Regions from separate parts of the Homo sapiens genome. Here regions 1 and 2 are each linked to region 3. Evidence: chromatin contacts called from ENCODE Hi-C data. All regions are on one chromosome and are shown on one strand. The core of a region is the stretch at or near the end of the contact, and the rest is flanking DNA. Distances in the headings are between cores, read along the strand shown.

Evidence for each region. Hi-C counts contacts between places; a loop is a spot of excess contacts on that map. Pooled maps may share reads with other maps.
Region 1: a loop to region 3 is called in a pooled map, with 5 times the contacts of the local background. The contact joins the promoter of HDAC2 here to the promoter of HSF2 in region 3. A Hi-C loop is called at or near these places in 7 of 50 pooled maps.
Region 2: a pooled map shows a loop between it and region 3 (7-fold over the local background). The contact joins the promoter of ZUP1 here to the promoter of HSF2 in region 3. A Hi-C loop is called at or near these places in 5 of 50 pooled maps.

Annotation. Positions count from the first base shown.
Region 1 is chr6:113,969,080-113,973,722 of GRCh38, reverse strand. HDAC2 (histone deacetylase 2) reads left to right here and starts at 2,575. Exons shown (of 14, transcript NM_001527.4): 1 at 2,575-2,866. The coding sequence starts at 2,815. It overlaps HDAC2-AS2 (HDAC2 and HS3ST5 antisense RNA 2), which reads right to left and starts at 4,022. Exons shown (of 10, transcript NR_125845.1): 1 at 3,445-4,022. RefSeq lists silencers at 2,065-2,244, 2,220-2,663, 2,605-2,904, 3,115-3,434 and an enhancer at 2,080-3,058.
Region 2 is chr6:116,665,325-116,670,128 of GRCh38, reverse strand. ZUP1 (zinc finger containing ubiquitin peptidase 1) reads left to right here and starts at 1,363. Exons shown (of 10, transcript NM_145062.3): 1 at 1,363-1,563; 2 at 2,922-3,495. The coding sequence starts at 2,937. RefSeq lists an enhancer at 1,339-1,528 and a silencer at 2,290-2,439.
Region 3 is chr6:122,396,699-122,401,333 of GRCh38, reverse strand. It overlaps HSF2 (heat shock transcription factor 2), which reads right to left and starts at 1,682. Exons shown (of 13, transcript NM_004506.4): 1 at 1,504-1,682. The coding sequence starts at 1,596. RefSeq lists silencers at 1,237-1,356, 1,627-1,946 and an enhancer at 887-1,386.

The sequences.
Region 1 (4,643 bases), core at 1,326-3,825, 8.4 Mb after region 3:
CTGTACTTCTCTACCTTCTGTATCGCCGTATGGAATTACTACACAAAATTAGCACTAAGAAACCTAAATTTCCTTACAGTAGAAATAAGCTTATATGAATAATTCTCTTATAGAAATTAAACTATCTGCTGCAGTTGTCAGCAGGGTTTAATTTTTAGCATAAGCTGAGGCCATCAGTTTCTTAGCAGTCCTATTCTTAAATAATCATTTCTGTTTAAGAGATCATTTTACTGAACAATTTCAAAGCACTAAATATCTTCGAGATTGAAAAAATAAGCACCTATAGATGGAGCAGAAACTAAAGAAGAACAATTTAAGGAAAAAGACAGTCCTTAACTATGCACGCATCCTATGAATTATCCATGCTTTCAGCTGGTTTCCTTTTACTGCACTGTCTAAAACTCCATATTTAAAAGGGTTTGATACAGCAGAGTTAGAATGTGGTCAATGAAATCTGGAGCTTGTCAATGGGTTTCAATAACTGATGCCACTTTTAGCTCTGCTAACATAGTAGAGATTATAGACAGAATTCTCTTGGCCAACTCCTATCATGGGATAAAACTCCTCCCACACCAGTTTCTAAAGGTAATGTAACTTGCTTCTATTGGTTTAAAATTATTAAATAATAAATACGTTTCTCAGCTAGTCAAAAGATATGTCCAGGCTCTTCTCACAAGTTCAATGTTAGGTGCTGTGGGTGCAAACAGTAATTTAGTAATTGTCACTGTTATTATAGTAATCCTAATAATCCCTTATTCACATAATTCTTCATTTTTTAAAAGTATTCCATATTAATTTTCTTATTTGAGATTCTGAATATTACTCTCCAAGTAATACTGCCCCATTTTACAGATAAGGCAATTCAAAAAACGTTTAAGTGACTTGCCCTAAGTCACAGGCACTAGAGAAACTATTACATGCAAGATAAACCTGGTCCCTTCATTTATGACACTCCATTCATAGTGGGACATTCAGACGAGTTGTGGGCAACTGCAACATGGTTAAGTGTTGAGCTACAGCATACAACGTACATGGCATGGAGAACAGTCTTGGCGGGAGAGGGGTCAGGGAAGTCTTCCCAAAAGAAACAAAGTGTCATTTCAGACTTCATTGTGTTGGCCCTGGGGAAGAACATTCACTTCTACTAAATTCACTTATTCTGTTCTCAGAATCTTCCAAGTTGATTTTGTACTTGATAGAGCACAACTTAGAAGGTCAATTAACTTTACCTCTAGGCCAGTGTTTCACTCACCGTAATTTCTCTAGCAACTTCATCAGTCACCTGGGGTCTTGTTAAAAATACAGAGGAGGGGGCGGAGGGAGGGCAGGGGCCACCCTGGACTTAACTTTTTCTAAATCTCTTGGGGGTGAGGTTGGGGAAAATTGCTGCTTTAAGCATGAACACTTTCGGGATTTTGAAGTCAAACAGCAAATTAAAAGGGGTATTTTTGGTAGTGGCTCTTAAATTCCAGCATCAATACAGCCTTTTTTTTTTTTTAATAGGGGTGTATTTGGGGGGTAGGGATAGCAATTTTATATAACTGGGATTGGGTGCTATAAAACAGGCTGTTAGCCTCCAGCCCTCACCTGCAAGGTGGCTGGCTTAAGGTAGGTACTTGATAAATGTGGATTTATTTAACAGAGGAACACTTGTATTCATAACCTCCAAGAGTTTCGAAAGTCTTTCTGCTCCAATCTTCCAGTGTCTAGCCAGCAGCATTGCTGCAGAGTGGAACAGCTAGGGTGCGTGGAGTTTGCAGAATGAGTTCAAACCTCCAGACTTATCAGTTAGCAGTAAGAACAAGTTCCTTAATCTGCCTCCACCTATAAAGAAGGAGTACAATTGCCACTTACCTCCTAGAGTTGTTGAGAGTCTTAAATGAGATTAAATATTATAAATAGATTATCAATGGAATATATTATAAATGCAAGTGCTTAGAACTGTACCTTATAAATGAGCTCCACAGATGCTTATTAAAACCCGAGCGGTGCCCTCTCCCCTTAACATCCGTAATAGGCCCCCTTACACCTCATACCCATTACGAGTCAAAATAATAATAATAATAATAAATAAGTGAACAAACGACAAACGAGAAAACTAGGCTACCAGGCACTGGGGCGATGGGCCACAGCCCGGCGGGGTAGTGGGCCCGGAAGGGGCGCGGGAGTGGGCTCTCCCCGCCGGGCTCGCGGCACGTGGTCGGCTTGGGCGGGAGCTTCGCGACAGTGGGGGAGGGGAGCAGCGTGGGACGCCGAGGAGGGGTCCAGACCGCCAAGGCTACGAGGCGCCGACTGCGCAGGCTCGGGGACAGGCGCAACCACTGCGCGCAGACCTGAGGGGGAGAACGTCCACCCGGCTGCACGCTCCCTGGATCTACTTGCGCAGCGAAAGCTTGTCTTCTTCCTCATTTTAACACTGTGTATGGCGCCGCCTTGCGCAGGTTGTTCACCCTAACAGGGCCTCTAACCTCGAGCCCGAAACGGCCTCCTTCTCCAGCCGTGCCCCTTCCTCCCCCGTGGAGGCCGCAGTGGATGCGCTCACCTCCCTGCGGCCTCCTGAGGTGGTTTGGTGGCCCCCTCCTCGCGAGTTGGTGCCGCTGCCACCTCCGATTCCGAGCTTTCGGCACCTCTGCCGGGTGGTACCGAGCCTTCCCGGCGCCCCCTCCTCTCCTCCCACCGGCCTGCCCTTCCCCGCGGGACTATCGCCCCCACGTTTCCCTCAGCCCTTTTCTCTCCCGGCCGAGCCGCGGCGGCAGCAGCAGCAGCAGCAGCAGCAGGAGGAGGAGCCCGGTGGCGGCGGTGGCCGGGGAGCCCATGGCGTACAGTCAAGGAGGCGGCAAAAAAAAAGTCTGCTACTACTACGACGGTGAGCGGCCGGGCCGGTGTCGGGGTGGGCGCGCGGGGCCGGGCGCTGGGTTCCGCGGCTGCCGTCGCGAGTGGGCGCCGGGGCTGAGGGGTGGGAAGGAGGAGGGACCGACATTTGGCCGCATCTTAACCCGTTCCCGGCCCGGCACAGTTAGAACGAGACCCTCTTCCTGGCGCAGCCCCCGCGGTTCCTGCGGGCGGGAATCAGGGGGCCCGCCCGTCTTGTCTCCTGCCTCTCCCCCTTCGGCCGTGCAGTCCGCAGCCTCGAAGGTGGCCGCCGCTGGGGACGGCGCCGGCCTACCCCGCCTTGGTGGTGGCGGCGGCGAAGGGGGCGGCCCATTCTCTCCCTTCTCCCGCCCACCATTCGTGGCAACGCAGGTTTGGGGTGCCCCGCGTCGGCCTCCTACCCCCTCGACCCGTCCCCCGCGAGGCAAAATTTCTATCCCGGCCTTGACTCTACACAAAGCCCCGCGGCCGCGAGAGCTCCGCCCCTCCCGTCCCCTTCCCTCCTCCTCGCCTGCTCGCCTCCCCTACCCTGCGTTCGGTCTGGCCGGAGCGTCTTCTCCTTCCTCGGCTTACCCTTTCCCCGGACCCCTCCTCCCGGTGGGCGCTGGAGAGTAGTTACTGAGGGTGGGGGCTCAGGTCGCGTGTGGCTTTATCACACCCATGTTTTGCGTGGGCTCCAACCCTCTCCTTTGTTCGCTGGGTTCTTTGAGCGCGTCTTTCTCAGGATTCAAATGGAAGGGCTTCACTTCCTCAATAATAGTTCGGGTTTTCCAGTTTCAGGCAGAAAGACTTCGTAGGAAATAAGAGGTGGTAGGGAGATGTGGAACTGCTACTGCTTGTGTTGTAGATCAGACTCCATGGGTCCTGGCTTGCCTCAGAGAGGTGGTTACCACCCACTTCTTTGTTGCTCTTTGTTCGATCAGGAAATAGACCCTGCTTTGGGGATTTAGAGAGCATTGGTATCTTGCAAAGGCTGTTCCTAGGTGGTGGGGAATCCTGGTATGGGAAAACTTTGAGAAGTGGGAGAAGTGCAGAAGTACTAAATATTCTAATGAGGTAAATTTGAGGTCACCGTGTAGTGAATTATAAAAGTCAGATAATTTAATTATCTTAAGCATTCTATAATTTGGAGTATGAGCAGTAACATTAAATCTTCGAATCCTGTTTCCTGTGTTTTCTTGCTCAATGGAGTAGTAACCTGTTATACAGATTTCACAAAGGCTTGGTAAATAGTTTATAGTAGGTTACTCTTGAGAGAAGGGATTCCAAAATTTAACAGAGAATCTATCCTAGGCTCCTTCTCCTGAAAGTCCTGTCTGATTTGTAGGAAGCAATACAAATTTTGGAAGCTGTTTCCTACATGTGGTGTATTGTAAATCACAAAATTTTAGAGAAGTAAGACCCCAGAGCACCAGCTCAGAATAAATCTACTTTAACTTGTAAATGACCGTACTGTCTCTTTTTAGTTAAAAAGGATTAATCTTTTAATGACTGATACATATAAAATAACCACCTGTGTCATTTGGGGAAAATCTGAAATCTTACAGAACAAATCTAAATTGATCTGCGATAGCTAGGACAGAATAATAACAGCCCTACTTTTAAAAATGATTTTTCAGAGGACTAGATATGCATTATATAAGTTGATTTGAAATTATGCCATCGTGGAGGGGTGGAGATGGAAATACATTTTAATTTCAACATGATTTACATTGCATATTTTGGGTTATTCTTGCCCTGCATTCCCTGATCAAATTGGAAAGGAAGTAACC
Region 2 (4,804 bases), core at 114-2,613, 5.7 Mb after region 3:
CTCGGCCTCCCAAAGTGCTGGGATTACATATGTGAGCCACTGAGCCTGGCCAATCCAGTTTTATTTTCTTCATAGCACTTATCATGATCAGTTAATTTACTTTTTATTTCCTCTACCTCACCAGCATGTAAGCCTCAAAAATCCTGAATTTTGTGTATTTTGATTACTGCTGCAGCTCCTGTTGCAAGCAAAACGCCTTTCTAATAGACACTCTTTAAATATTTGTTGAATGAAATAAAGCCTGAATGACAAGATATTTGTGATTTTGGGCTAACATGGTGGCTCACACTTTGGGAGGCCGAGATGGGAGGATCATTTGAGGCCAGGAGTTCGAGGCTGCGGTGAGCTATTTTAGCCACTGTGCTCTGGCCTGGGTGACAGAAAGAGTCCTCCTCTCTAAAAATACATACATACGGCCGGGCACGGTGGCTCACGCTTGTAATCCCAGCACTTTGGGAGGCCGAGGGGGGCGGATCACGAGGTCAGGAGATCGAGACCATCCGGGATAACACGGTGAAACCCCATCTCTACTAAAAATACAAAAAATTAGTCAGACGTGGTGGCGGGCGCCTGTAGTCCCAGCTACTTGGGAGGCTGAGGCAGGAGAATGGCGTGAACCCGGGAGGCGGAGCTTGCAGTGAGCAGAGATGGCACCACTGCACTCCAGCCTGGGCGACAGAGCAAGACTCCGTCTCAAAAAATATATATATATACATACATACATACATACAAACCAAGATATTTGTTATCTTGTAACCTTGAGGAAAGAACCTGGTATCCTTTACCTTCGGTGCATAGCTGGGAGCTTGATACCTAGCAGCATTATAAACCCTTTATTGATACTAAAATAGAGTGCTACTCAGCAGGCCCTAGTGTAGACTGCTATTTGCCCCAGGACCTGCCCTGTGAACTCATTCAGATTAAGTATGAATGACCTCAGAGCCCGGTTTTCTCTCCTAGCAATTGAGTGGCAGGAAACTCGATGGGAGAAGGAAAAACTCGGAAATGGGAGGAATGCAAAAATGACTACATCTCTCAGGAGATCGAGACCATCCTGGCTAACACGGTGAAACCCCGTCTCTACTAAAAATACAAAAAATTAGCCAGGCATGGTGGCGGGCGCCTGTAGTCCCAGCTACTCGGGAGGCTGAGGCAGGAGAATGGCGTGAACCCGGGAGGCGGAGCTTGCAGTGAGCCGAGATCGCGCACTGCCCTCCAGCCTGGGCAGCAGAGCGAGACTCCGTCTCAAAAAAAAAAAAAAAAAAAAAAGACTACATCTCCCAGAATGCACTGCATAGAGACCGGCGTGGAGCGGCGCATTCTGGGATTACTTCTTTTCCGTGGGAGTAAGGAAGTGCTTTTGAATGAGGTACTGAGGGCCAAGGTGTTGGAAGTTCCTAATTCTTTCCTCGGTTAACTGTGAAACTCTGCGTATTGGGAAGGCCTGGCCTCAGTCATCAGGCCAGGAGAGGTACTGGACGCCGCGCACGCACTCGTCTGCCAGCGAGGCCCAAAGGGGAAGCCTAGCGGAGCTCAGTGTGGCAGCTGCTGGCCTCTGGGCCGGTAAGAATTGATGGTCCCCTCCCTTATTCCCCAGGCCCAAAGCTTTGACCCAGTTAGTGCCTGCTAGTTTCGTGTGCCTGGCTTGTGCCTTTGGCGCGGAACGTTTGGGAGACTCGGCCTTGCGGTCTTCTGACCTCACCCACCACGTACCTAGCTTGGCACTGGGTCCTTCATGCCTCTCACTCGCTTCCTCTGAGGCACCTGGGTACTCTCTTGTCTCTTACCCGCTTAATCTGAGTCCATGTCCAAGTTCATCATTCTGTGTCTGACCGTGTCCCAGCCACCGGAAGAGAAGAAACTCCGGGTGTGACATTAATCCCACTGGGGGCTCGGGAGAACTGCCTTCTAAAATCAGAGACTGTATCCATTTGTCTGGAGAGAAATGAAAAAAATAAGGACAATGTAGGGAGGTATTTTAAAGGTAAATTTATTTAAATGAAGTGATAGTGTCATTACTTTTCCTGTTTGATTTTAAATAGTCTTTAGCTGAACGATGACCTGTAGTAGGAAGGTGGTGGCGAAGTGATTGCTTTTTTTAAAATTATTTTTTTAACACTTTTATGTCAGTAGTCAGTACTTTATTTGTCCATAAAATCCAAAAATAACTACCTTTGGATTTTACAGTAGTCTTTGACTGAACCTCAGAGAGATGAGATTCCTTACCCAAAATGATGAATCTGAAATTATTACCCAGTTCTCTTGACTCTGGAATAAGTGCTTTTTTCTACTATACCACTTCTGCTTTTATTCTTGGGGCTGAGAGTACAGGCTGTGGAGCACGACGGGGTTGGCATTTTGGCTTCCACCTTTTTCTGCTTGTGGTGACCTGTCTGAGCCAGAATTTCTTTATGTGTAGAGCGATAATAATAGTACTTAAATTACAATAATAGCACTTAAATAGCACTTGATACATGTAAGACTCTAAGTTTACAGTGTTAAACTCTACTTGTAAGATGTGTTTATTTACCTCCTCAATATAATCAGCTTCAGTATTCAGTATTTAGATATATCAGTTGATAAATAGGTTTCTTCTCTTCATTTTTTTCTTACCTGATTTATCTTACCTGGACAATTTTTTAAACGTTATTTTTTCTCCACCTTGGGCCAGAGACATTTTTTGAAATATTTTATTTTTAAAATTACTTGTATTCATTATTATTGCCTTTTTTTAAAAAAAAATAAATGAAATTTTGGTTGATATTTATAAATAAGTTTTTGTATTTGAGGAACAGTAAGTACATTGAAAACTTCTTCATCAAAATAATCCAGCGTTAAAGACCAAGTAATTGTCTCAAATCATTTTATGAAACACATTTTTTCTTCAAATCTTTGAAACCTAATGTTATGTTCTTTTCTAGCTACTTGTCAATACCATGCTTTCCTGTAATATTTGTGGTGAAACAGTAACCTCAGAACCAGACATGAAAGCTCACCTAATTGTTCACATGGAAAGTGAAATTATATGTCCATTTTGCAAGTTGTCAGGTGTGAATTATGATGAAATGTGTTTTCATATCGAAACAGCTCATTTTGAGCAGAATACACTTGAAAGAAACTTTGAGAGGATAAATACAGTACAATATGGAACTTCAGATAACAAGAAAGACAACACCCTACAGTGTGGAATGGAAGTTAATTCAAGTATTCTTTCAGGTTGTGCATCTAATCATCCAAAAAATTCAGCTCAAAACCTGACTAAAGATAGTACTTTAAAACATGAAGGCTTCTATTCAGAGAACTTAACTGAATCTAGAAAATTCCTGAAAAGTAGGGAAAAACAGTCCAGCCTGACCGAAATAAAAGGATCTGTTTATGAAACAACATACAGTCCTCCTGAATGTCCATTCTGTGGAAAAATAGAGGAGCACAGTGAAGATATGGAAACTCATGTGAAAACAAAGCATGCCAATCTTTTAGACATTCCATTGGAAGGTAAAGTTTTCATTTCATTATAAATTATAAGTTTACAGCCTCAATTTAATATGTGGTATTTTAAAAGTTGGTTTGTAAGTCAGCTTACTACAGATGTGTTTTGAAATCCATTTTATGTCTATAACATTTTTCATTTGCTGTTACTGAAATATAAAAGTACATTATGGAAAAGAATTTTAATGCAGATATAAAATGTTTCAGCTACATTGAGAGTAGTTTTGGAACTTTCTGTCTAGTTTCCAGAGGGTATTCTTTTTATTGTCACTAACCCAGTAGCATCTGGACTGTCCTGGACTCTCTGACTTTGCATTGAGTTCTATTTTGACTCCATTATTCTGTTATGATTGGAGAACAAACTCTCTGTGATATCAGTTCTTTTAAATTTGTTGAGGCCTGTTTTATGGCTCAAGACACGAGCTATCTTGGTCATGTTCTGTGGATACTTGGGAAAAAAAAGTGTATTCTGCTTTGTTGGGTGGAATGTTATATGTATGTCACTAGATCCTGTTGTTTATGTTCAGATTATTTATATCCTTGCTTGTTTTCTATAGTAGTACTGTCTAGTAGTTCTATCAATTTTTGAGAAGGGGTTGTTGAAATCCCTGATTATAATTGTAAATTTATCTATTTTTCCTTTCAGCTCTGTCAGGTTTTGTTTCATGTATTTTGAGACTCTATTGTTGGTGTGTACACATTTAGGATCTTATGTCTTTTTCTTATTGTTGAACTTTAAGAATTTGTGGAGCCAGGTGTTGTGGCTCATGCCTGTAATCCCAGCAAGTTGAGAGTCCGAGGTGGGCAGATCCCTTGAGTCCAGGAGTTCGAGACGATCCTGGGCAATGTGGCAAAAGCTCGTCTCTTCAAAAAAAAAAAAAAAAACCAAAAAACTAGCCAGGCCTAGTGGCTTGCGTCTGTAGCCCCAGCTATTTGGGAGGCTGAAATAGGAGGATCACCTGAGCCTGGGAAGTGGACGCTGCAGTGAGCCATGATCACACTACTGCACTCCGCACTCCACTCTGGGTGACTGAATAAGACCCTGTCTCCAAAAAAAAAAAAAAAAAAAAGAAAAATTTTTCTGTATTTTGGATACAAGTTCTTTTTTGGATGTGTATTTTGCAGATATTTTCTCTTAGTCTGTGGCTTGTCTTTTTATTCTTTTAACAGTGTCTTTCATGAAGTAGAAGTTTTTAATTTTAATGAAGTGCAACTTGACAATTTCTTCTTTCATGGATCATGCTTTTGGTGTGTCTAAAAACTCTTTGCCAACTTCTAGAAGTTTGATAGTTTTGTATTTTACATTTAGATCTGT
Region 3 (4,635 bases), core at 433-2,932:
TAACAGTCTGTACTGATCCTTCTTGTCAACTTTTAATCCTTCTAACTGATGAAAAGCATGAGACATGTGTTTATTTTAAGTACATGCTAGTGGCTGGCTTTCTTATTTTCACCTAGCTTTGTACAATTGTACAGAATTCATTAAATGCTTAATAGAAACACTCACGCCCCCCTACTCAACTCCAAGCAGGGAGTGGGGCTAAAAGGATAACTCAGTTGCTCATAAAGAACACACAAAAATTAAATCCTAGAAGGAAGTCGGAAAAAAGAACAAATAATAACACAAGGCAAACTATGGTATTACAGAAGTCAAAACTTCAGGGTCTTAATATGGTGCTCACTCCCTGTTAAGACAAAAGTAAATAAAACTAAGAGTTCCTATAATAGGAGAACAGGAAAGAAAGGAGGACGGGAGATAACATTTACTCAGCACTTAACAGGTGCCAGGCACTATGCAGGTAGTTTTCACTTATTCTTCTCAAGAACTACACATATGAAAATATGCCTCAATAGGTGATCATCTACAATAAGAGTTAACCACTTTCCTTCATAAAAATGATTCCAACAGCCTAGGAGTGTATTCTAATGCACATGCACTGTGGATGTAAATAATCATTCTGCCTAAAATCTTGTATTTGGGACTGATATAGGTCTTGGGTCACCTAGGCAACCCATCCATCTTATGAAAGATTTAACTTAGGCCAGACAAGATAAAGGGCTGGACTAAGGTCATGCTTGTTTAGAAGCAGAGTTGAGATCAAACCAATAATCAACACATCGATATGCCCCTCTGCTGGTAACTGTTCAGCGAAATTTAGTAACTACTAAGTTACCACCTATTAGTACTTTATTAAAACAATCCTAATAATCCCATTATACAAATAGCACAGAATCTCAAAAGAATAATTTGTTAATTTCTATATATTTTTAAAACCAACTGATAAGCAGTAACCTGCGTTTGAACGTATGTCTATTGCCCTGACTGCTCTCCACATAAAGATGCCAGATGCAAAGCAATGTTGGGGGAACTGGGGGTGATCGGTCGCTGAGGTAAAGATCGCCTCCTATAAAGCCCCACGTTGATGATCCTGGCCCTGGGCTCCCTGTCCCCTCCGCGATTTGTAACCCCTGAGCCGGGCGGGAGGACGGAGGATGAGTGTGCAGTAAAGAGGCTCCCGCGCCCTCGGCTCGCCGATTCCCCTCGCGACGCCGGGCCGGTTCCGAACGCGGACCGGACCGTTAAGGGGCTGCCTGGGCCGCTACGCCCCGCGCGGGCCGCCCCTCCCCCACCGCGGCCTGAGGAGAGCGGCGCTGCCGGCCGGGCCCCCGCGGCTCCCCGAGCGAACAATACAGGGGGTCCCCCGCGAGGCTGAACGCCAAGGCCCCGCACCGCGGGCCTCGCAGACAGCGTCGAGCCGCAAGGCCGCGAGAGACCACCCCGCAGGAGAGCGAGTGAGGAGGCGGTTATTCAGGGGGTTCAGAGGCCGCCGTGGCCTGACCGTACCTGGCTCCAGGTGATGAACTCGTTAGTGTGGGTTTCCTCCACAAGCGTCCACAGCTTGCTGAGGAAAGCCGGCACGTTCGAACTCTGCTTCATTGTTAACGCGGCGCAGGGATTCCAAATTCTACACCCGAACGCGGTGGTAGCGGCGGCGGCAGCTACGGCAGCAGCTCCCCGAGAACGCCCACAACGCAGGCGCAGCAGATCTTGGTCCCCGCCCCCCCAACCCCGCCAGGCGCGCGGCAAGGCCGAGAGGCCGGGCGGCCGCACGTGACGGACAAGTCTCCGCGCTCCGCCTGTGCGCGCAGTGGTTCCGCGCCTGTCCCGTCCCTGGCCAATCCCAGGAGCCGACTGCACGACAGAGAAAAGCGATTGGCTGCTGCTGACATGAAGGGGGTGGGAGCAGAAGGGGGTGGGAGCAGAAGGGGGCGCTGCCTCCTCATTTGCCTTTTATACAGAAGCCTTGATGGTAGCAGACTTAGGCTTGGGAGACCGTGTTTGGATGTTTCACGTGGAAACAGCTTATGGTTTCTGGGCTGTGGCTGGGAGGCTACAGAAACCCTTCAGGGCCTTTGAGTCATAAGTTTGGCAGGCAAAGTGTGGTTTGCACCAGTTTAGAGAAAGGATCCATTTGCATAAGGAAAAAACCAGCTCTCAAGCATGATGTGCTAGGCCCCAAATTGAAATTGTCTTAAAAATAATGAAACTTGTTCTTACATTTTCATTGGGAGAAAAAGCCCTCTTTAAAATATGTTTATCAAAAAGAGCAGTTTAAATAACTCACTCTCGATTACTTAAAACTGTAAACCAGGAACTGCAATTGATATATCATGTGCTGTTTTTAATCCAGTCATCAAGTGCCTACTCTGTACCCAGAATAAAAAGAAATAGACTCATTTGTACTATTTTAGTTAATTAAAATAGTTTTTCCTGCGTATACTTTACAGATATAGTCTTTTTTGCCTAAGAGATTGGTATAGTGGAAAAAACAATGGAAAAGGAGTCAGTAGATCTCAGTTTAGATAAAGCCTCTTGGACATTTTTCTGTATATTAAAATACACTGGTTCTGTCATTTAGAACAATTCCTTAGCCACCAGTGCCAGTTTTTTCCATTTCTTGACTGGGAATAAGATCTATCTTTTTACCCACTAAGAGTGTCTTTAATACTATAATGGCTGTGCAAATGCTTTGAAAATATGAAGTCTACAAAATTCGACTTTTTTTTTTTACAAAAGTCAGCATGTGAAGGCAAAAACTTACAAACAAGTCAGAGATAACATACAAAACTTCAACATAGGATTGGTTTACTTCTTGGGTGAATGTAAAATAGTACATTAAATATATATCTATCATTTAATGGAAGATATATGTATATCTCTTCCAATGAGCAAGTATTTAGTGAATGCTGCCTTTGTGCTCAGCACTGGGATGTTGGCTGAAGCAAAATCAGATATATGGAGGCATGCATGTGATAGAGGAAGTAATATTTGATGAGCCCTTATATATGCCAAGGGCTTTACATATATTATTGAATCCTCACAACAACCCAATGAACTAGGTTTTATTATCCCATTTTCCCAGAGAAGATTCTGAGACTCAAAAGTTGATTAATTTCTTCAGTCACAGCAAGTAAATGGGAGAGTATTTACACCCAAGCTTTATTGAGCTCAAAAGTATGTGCCCTTTCCATTGTACAATGATGACACTGTTTCAAAGCTCAAGATGCTTATATTCAAACTCAAGAAACAATATGACCACAGTGATCAGCACTCAATATATACAAAAAGAGCTAAATGTTTTGTATAAAATAAGTACTAGATAAGTTTAAAAAGACAGATTAGTAGGTTAAGGTGGTAAGGAAGGATTTCATGGCAGATAGGGACCTTAAGTTGGGTCTTGAGGTACAAATATATTTGAATAGCTAAAAGGAAGACAACAGAATGAGCAAAAACCAGGAAGCTAATGATCATGTCTGTCTATGGAGGGCAACAGCTCAGGAGGTAAGAATGGCAGTGTCTAAGGAGGAAATGTGGCCTACTTTCATGGCATTATATTATTTTCTTCTAAAAAAAGAAGGTGTGATTAGATAGAAGCAGAAACTTGTCTTTGGACATTCAAAGGCTGGGCATTCATAGGGCTGGGCTTAGTGGGGTGCCATACTTAGTTTAATGCTCTGTTCTCATCCTCTTGAAATTCTCAGTTTTTGAACAAGGGACTGTACATTTTCATTTTGCAATGGATCTTGCAAATTGTGTAGCTGATTCTGTTTCCAATGTATGGCATCTTATAGACCGTAAGTTTGAAACAAATGGTTCTCAAACTTAAGCATGCGTCTGAATCACTTGGAGAGGGAAGCCTTCCAGTAAGCAAATGAGCAATATCACTTATCAGGTAGTATTTGTAATACTTATAAGGGCAGTGACAAGGATAAGTTATTAACCAGATAAGAAAACCTTGGCACCAGAAAACTTAGATGATGTATCCAAAATCATCTAGTTAAGGTTGGAATTGAAACCAGGTCTTTCGTAGTCTGAAACATGCTTTTTAAATTTACACCAATGTGTCTCAAACTTTAGCGCAGAATCACCTGGACAGCTTCTTAAAGAACAAATTGCTGCTTTTGCTTCCATGGCTCTCAGTAAGTCTGGGGTACAGGTTAAGAATTTTTATTTTTAACAAGTCCCAGATGACGCAGATGCTACTGGCCCTGGGACCGCATTTTGAGAATTGCTGTTATAGAGGAAAAATTAGTAAACTGAGCTTCCCTTACTACTAAGATGTACAGATTTATTGTTATGCTTTACTTCTGTCTGTTTTTTTTTTTTTTTTTTTTTTGACAGAGACTTACTCTGTCATCCAGGCTGGCAGGCTGGAGTGCAGTGGTGTGATCTTGGCTCACTGCAAACTCTGCCTCCCGGGTTCAAGCAATTCTGCTTCAGCCTCCTGAGTAGCTGGGATTACAGGTCTGCACCACGAAACCTCACTAATTTTTGTATTCTTAGAAGAGATGGGGTTTCACGATGTTGGCCAGGCTGGTCTTGAACTCCTGAGCTCAAGTGATCTGCCACCTTGGCCTCCCAAAGTAATAAGATTACAGGTGTGAGCAACTGCACCTGGCCACCCTTCATCTCTTA